2 separate regions of the Homo sapiens genome follow, and region 2 is linked to region 1. Evidence: chromatin loops called from intact Hi-C (ENCODE). Cell type or tissue: OCI-LY7. All regions are shown on one strand. Links, peaks and the distances in the headings refer to the core of each region. The heading gives the core; the rest is flanking DNA. Region 1 overlaps EPS15L1 (epidermal growth factor receptor pathway substrate 15 like 1). Region 2 overlaps C19orf44 (chromosome 19 open reading frame 44).

Region 1 (2,906 bases), core at 131-2,630:
TGTGGCCTCTGGTGGCCCCGATTAGCTGCGTGACCCTAGATGGGGAAGTGACCTCCAAACAGCGATGTCTTGGGGCTCTGAGGTGTCGGGAAATGGAATATCTTCAGTGCCAAGCTGAGGACACTGCACTTCCTTCCTTCCCTGGTGGGAACAGTTACTGGCCAGCGCTCTCCGGGCGCGGGCTGGTCAGTGTGCGTCTCTGAGCACTCAGGTAGCTGGAGGAGGATGGATGGGATGGTTGAGAACCAGACCCAGGCCAGGGAAACTGGTCGAAAGCTTGCAGGCCTGGTGATTTATGATAATGCGTGGAAACTTCTTTTCTGATTCCGGAGCCAGAGAACAATCTCAGAGGATAGAGTGTCCTTTCCCTCTGAGCTCTCCAGGAGCTGAAATCCCTTTGCTCAGTGAATGGAAATTGACACTGGGCTGCTGCTGCTGTTTCCTGAGTGACTATATTGTTTGCCCTAGAATCAGGATTTATTAAAGAACATTAAGCTTACTTTTTCTAAATCAGGTAAGCATAATAATATCTGTGTCTGAAGATAAACTGAATTCTGTGTTCAGAGGATGTTTAAAGTGCATGCATTTTGACTCTAACTATCATCATATATTTTGGTCATGACAAAATTGAGGGGGCAACCCTTTTTTTCCCCAAGGGGTTGTGTTCACTTTTGACCAATATCTGTGGTTTCATTTACAGATTCCCACTGGAAATTCGTTGTATGAATCTTATTACAAGCAGGTAAGTTTAGCTGATGTCTCTTCAGATGGAACTAGAGCATGCCTGAGCTGAAAGCACAGTACAGAATAGAAGCCCGGCTGAGCGGCCTTTTGTCCTTTTCTGTTCACTGTCAGCGGATAGTTAGCGTGGCGGGTGCCACTTCACCTGCTGCTGCATTTGCTGAAAAGTTATTTTGCCTCTTGGTCTCCCATTTCAGGTCGATCCGGCATACACAGGGAGGGTGGGGGCGAGTGAAGCTGCGCTTTTTCTAAAGAAGTCTGGCCTCTCGGACATTATCCTTGGGAAGGTATGTGAAGATGAATAGTGATTTCTCTTCTGTGGCTGCCCTCACAGCTCCCCCCGCAGGTCAGGGCCAGCCTGTGCAGGCCTCCTTCCATGGGGCCCGGCCTCCTGGGTAGTGGCCTGGTCGCTGCAGACCTCTCAGGCTGCAGCTGGTGGATCCAAATGCCCAGGTGGCAGCCCCCACCACTACTTTGGTAGCAGATAAGAAACCCGAGTACTTTTGGGGTCTTGATAGCTTGTGGACTTTTTTTTTTTTTTTTTTTTTTGAGACAGAGTTTCGCTCTTGTTGCCTAGGCTGGAATGCAGCGGCGCGATCTCGGCTCACTGCAACCTCCTCCTCCCGGGTTCAAGTGATTCTCCTGCCTCAGCCTCTTGAATAGCTGGGATTACAGGCACATGCTACCACACCCGGCTAATTTTTTTTTTGAGACAGTCTCGCTCTGTCGCCCAGGCTGGAGTGCAGTAGCGTGATCTCAGCTCACTGCAAGCTCCACCTTCTGGGTTCACGCCATTCTCCTGCCTCAGCCTCCCGAGTAGCTGGGGCTACAGGCACCTGCCACCACGCCCGGCTAATTTTTTGTATTTTTAGTAGGGACGGGGTTTCACTGTGTTAGCCAGACTGGTCTCGCACTCCTGACCTCAGGTGAATCGCCCACCTTGGCCTCCCAAAGTGCTGGGATTACAGGCGTGAACCACCGCGCTTGGCCACTTGCGGACTTTAGTTGGGGGAAGAAGGGTGTCATAAACACCATTGGCTTGGGAGCTGAGTGCACCTGGATGTCCTCTGGGCCCTGCCGCTGACTGGCTGTGCGCCCCTGGGCAGATCATTCACCTGCTCTGAATTGGCTTCTTCATCTGCAGGACAACCTGGGGACAGTCACTCCTGCCCCGCAAGGCCAGTGATGGGGTGGTGGCGGCTCTGGTTTTTGTTAACACGTGGACAGTGATCGGCAGTCATGCTTATGAGCATTTTTGTGTTTCCGCAGATATGGGACTTGGCCGATCCAGAAGGTAAAGGGTTCTTGGACAAACAGGTATATACACATGTACACAGAGCAAATGGAGGGGCTGGGCAGAGCCCCCAGGCTGGGTGACCTCCACGGCTCCTTCCACATTCCTCCACTGTCAAGTATTACTAGGCATGAGCACGGCTGTCAAACTTAACACGGGAAGTTTTCATTTTGAAATAAAGGTCTTTTAAACACTTGGAGCCATCTTTCATGGCTAGTGTATCTTTTATTTATTTATTTATTTATTTTTCTTTTAATGTTTTGTAACCTTACATGTGATTAAAGTGTTGTCCAGACTTTTTATTTTGGACCAGTCTCTCGTGGAAGTTGCACAAATAGCTTGGAGGGTTCCTGTGTATCTTTTGCCAGCTCTCCCCAGTGATGGTGTCTTACATAACCACAGCACAGTGATCAGAGCCAGAAAATAACATTGGTGTTATTTTTTATTTTTTTGACATGGAGTCTCACTCTGTTGCCCAGGCTGGAGTGCAGTGGTGCAATCTCGGCTCACTGCAACCTCCACCTCCCAGGATCAAGTGATTCCCCTGCCTCAGCCTCTGGAGTAGCTGGGATTACAGGCGAGAACCATCATGCCTGGCTAATTTTTGTATTTTTAGTAGAGATAGTGTTTCACTATCTTGGCCAGGCTGGTCTCGAACTCCTGACCTCAGGTGATCTGCCCACCTCGGCCTCCCAAACTGCTGGGATTATGGGCATGAGCCACCACGCCCAGCCACATTGGTGTTATTAATGTAACAAAGTAGACATTGGTGTAACTTTGACTAAAGGCCTTAATCAGAGTTTTTTTTTTTTTTTTTTGGAGACAGAGTCTAACTCTTGCCCAGGCTGGAGTGCAGTGACATGATCTTGGC
Region 2 (2,906 bases), core at 114-2,613, 73 kb before region 1:
ACACTGAAAAATTTGTTATGTAAAATGTTTAAAGCAGGGGGCGGTGGCTCACGCCTATAATCCCAGCACTTTGGGAGGCCGAGGCAGGTGGATCACCTGTGGTCGGGAGTTCAAGACCAGCCTGACCAACATGGAGAAACCCTGTCTCTACTAAAGATATGAAAAATTAGCTGGGCATGGTGGTTCGCACCTGTAATCACAGCTACTCAGGAAGGTGAGGTAAGAGAATCACTTGAACCCAGGAGGCGGAGGTTGCAGTGAGCTGAGATTGCACCATTGCACCCCAGCCTGGGCAACAAGAGTGAAACTCAGTCTCAAAAGAAAAAAAAAAGTTTATGAATAGATCACCATAAAGGACTGCATATAGTATAATGCCATTTCTATAAAGAAATACGTGGCCAGGCATGGTGGCTCGCACCTGTAATCCCAAAAATTAGCTGGGCATGGTGGCAGGCACCTGTAATCCCAGCTACTTGAGAGGCTGAGGTAGAAGAATCGCTTGATCCCAGGAAGCGAAGGCTGCAGTGAGCTGAGATCACACCACTGCATTCCAGCCTGGGCAACAAGAGCAAAACTCCGTCAAAAAAAAATTTTAAAAAAAAGAAATACGCATACTATGGTTCATACAAGAGTCTGAAGGAGTATATATATCAGCTTGGTAATAGTTACCTCTGAAATTAAGGAGAACTTGCAGGTTACACATCTCTGCAACAAGATTTTCAGAAAACAGCCACGTAATTTTTGGTAATCAGATTTTAAAAAGTTTTTTTGAGACGGAGTCTTGCTCGTCACCCGAGCTGGAGTGCAGTGGCACGATCTCAGCTCACTACAACCTCCACCTCCCAGGTTCAAGCGACTCTCCTGCCTCAGCCTCCTGAGTAGCTGGGACTACAGGCGCCCGTCACCATCCTGGCTAATTTTTGTATTTTTAGTAGAGATGGGGCTTCACCACGTTGGCCGGGCTGGTCTCAAACGCCTGACCTCAAGTGATCCACCCATCACAGCCTCCCAAAGCACCAGGTGTGAGCCACGGCACCTGGCTGGTAATCAGATAAAAATTCTTAGAGGGTAAAAAAAGAGGTGAGGGTGATTGCTGAGGAGAACAGCTGGGCCGCCTCTGGCCCCATCTCGGGGATGTCTCAGGAGGCTCAGGGAAAGGGACAGGACCCCTCCCATGGGAGAAAACAGTGCCACGAACAGTAGGTCCCTTTAGTCTGAGGTCACACAGCCCAGGCGGGGCTGGCTGCAAGGTGCAGGAGCTCAGCACCCCACCCTGTACCAGCTTTTGCCACAGGGTGGCAGGAAATGAGGCTCCCTCCACAGGGACAGGTGATGGCCCCACTGCATCCCTGCAGCCCTGGGCTGAGCGCTGGAGCCCAGGCCCCGGCCCATATCCCTTCGGCCCGGCCTCTGGGAGCTGCCGCTCCCCTACTGCCCTGCCCCTGCCCATGGGGAGCTGCGCTCACCTCTTTGGCTTCCTCCAGGGTGTGGTAGTGGAAGGAGTCCGCGTCCAGGGAGCGCAGGAGGGAGGCGTGCAGGTGCCGGCTGGCCTGGATGAACTGCTGCGTCAGGCTCAGCTGCTGCTTCAGCACATCATGGAGTGCCAGCACGGCCGGGCTGTAAGCGGTCAGGGCTGACCCAGCTCCGCGTTACTCGGTGGCTTCGCTGGGGCCCCACAAATTCTGCAGCCCCCCCCCCACCGCTCAGGTGCCAGGCTGCTCTCTGAAATCTTTTTTTTTTTTTCTGGAGACAGGGTCTCGCTCTGCCACCCAGGCTGGAGTACAGCGGTGCCATCACAGCGCACTGCAGCCTCGAACTCCTGGGTTTAAGCAACAGTGGCTCACACCTGTAATCCTAGCACTTTGGAAGGCTGAGGCAGGCGGATCACAAGATCAGGAGTTCGAGATCAGGAGTTTGAGACCAGCCTGGCCAACATAGTGAAACCCCATCTCTACTAAAAAAACAAAAAAAAAAATTAGCCAGGTGTAGTGGCAGACACCTGTAGTCCCAGCTACTTGGGAGGCTGAGGCAGGAGAATCGCTTGAACCTGGGAGGCAGATGTTGCAGTGAGCCAAGATCACACCACTGCACTCCAGCCTGGGTGACAGGGCAAGACTCCGTCTCAAAAAAAAAAAATTAAAAAATTGAAAAGGGAAAAAAATAGTAGGTACCAGATGGACCCCTACGTGTATCACAAGCCTTTATTGGCTCCACTGGACTCGACAAAGACTAAACTCTCTAAGATGGCTGCTGGGGCCCCTCCCTCATGCCTCAGGCTGGACTGGAGCCTTTGTGAGGGCCACACAGACTCAGCCCAGGAGGCAAGGGAATGTCTACCCAGGCTGTGCAACTCAGCATCAGTCAAATACATGTCTTCAGGGGAAATAAACTATGGCTTATTGATGTAATGCCACCAAGGGGAACATACAAAACAAAAGTGGTCTTGTGCCAGGCAGGGCGGCTCAGGCCTGTGATCCCAGAACTTTGGGAGACCGAGGTGGGCAGATCATTTGAGGTCAGGAGTTCGAGACCAGCCTGGCCAACATGGAGAAACCCTGTCTGTACTAAAAATACAAAAATTAGCCGGGCGTGGTGGCAGGTGCCTGTAATCCCAGCTACTCGGGAGGCTGAGGCAGGAGAATCGCTTGAACCCAGGAGGCAGAGGTCCCAGTGAGTGGAGATCGCGCCACTGCACTCCAGCCCGGGCAACAGAGCGAGACTGTCTCAAAACGAACAAACAAAAAAAGTGGCCTTGTTGGGGTGCAGGGCACAGAAGCATCACTCTTCACCCTCTTGTTTTGTGTGACATTGGTGTCTCTTTGCAAGAGACAGAAGGTTCAAGGGCATCCACACCTTTTCTCTCCTCATGGCAGGTGCCTGTGGCTGCAATAATCCCTGCCCAATGG

What was found. Hi-C counts contacts between places; a loop is a spot of excess contacts. Peaks named below come from ENCODE experiments on the same cell type or tissue, not always from the same donor. Only the 100,000 strongest peaks of a DNase experiment are listed, where the experiment ranks them.
Region 2: a loop joins it to region 1, with 9 times the contacts of the local background. A loop is called at or near these places in 4 of 110 quality-filtered maps.

The regions. Positions count from the first base shown.
Region 1 is chr19:16,440,014-16,442,919 of GRCh38, reverse strand. It overlaps EPS15L1 (epidermal growth factor receptor pathway substrate 15 like 1), which reads left to right. Exons shown (of 24, transcript NM_001258374.3): 2 at 701-742; 3 at 939-1,028; 4 at 2,011-2,058. Among named protein-coding and RNA genes, the nearest start is that of EPS15L1, 31 kb to the left of the region's middle. RefSeq lists enhancers at 858-1,358, 1,359-1,859. In OCI-LY7, for the core only: CTCF peaks have their summits at 871 and 1,074 (motif pointing left); a DNase peak (open chromatin) is centred at 1,079; H3K4me3 peaks cover 1,095 bases; H3K27ac peaks cover 2,220 bases.
Region 2 is chr19:16,513,224-16,516,129 of GRCh38, reverse strand. It overlaps C19orf44 (chromosome 19 open reading frame 44), which reads right to left. Exons shown (of 9, transcript NM_032207.4): 7 at 1,467-1,633. Among named protein-coding and RNA genes, the nearest start is that of C19orf44, 18 kb to the right of the region's middle. In OCI-LY7, for the core only: CTCF peaks have their summits at 1,051 and 1,250 (motif pointing right); a DNase peak (open chromatin) is centred at 1,289.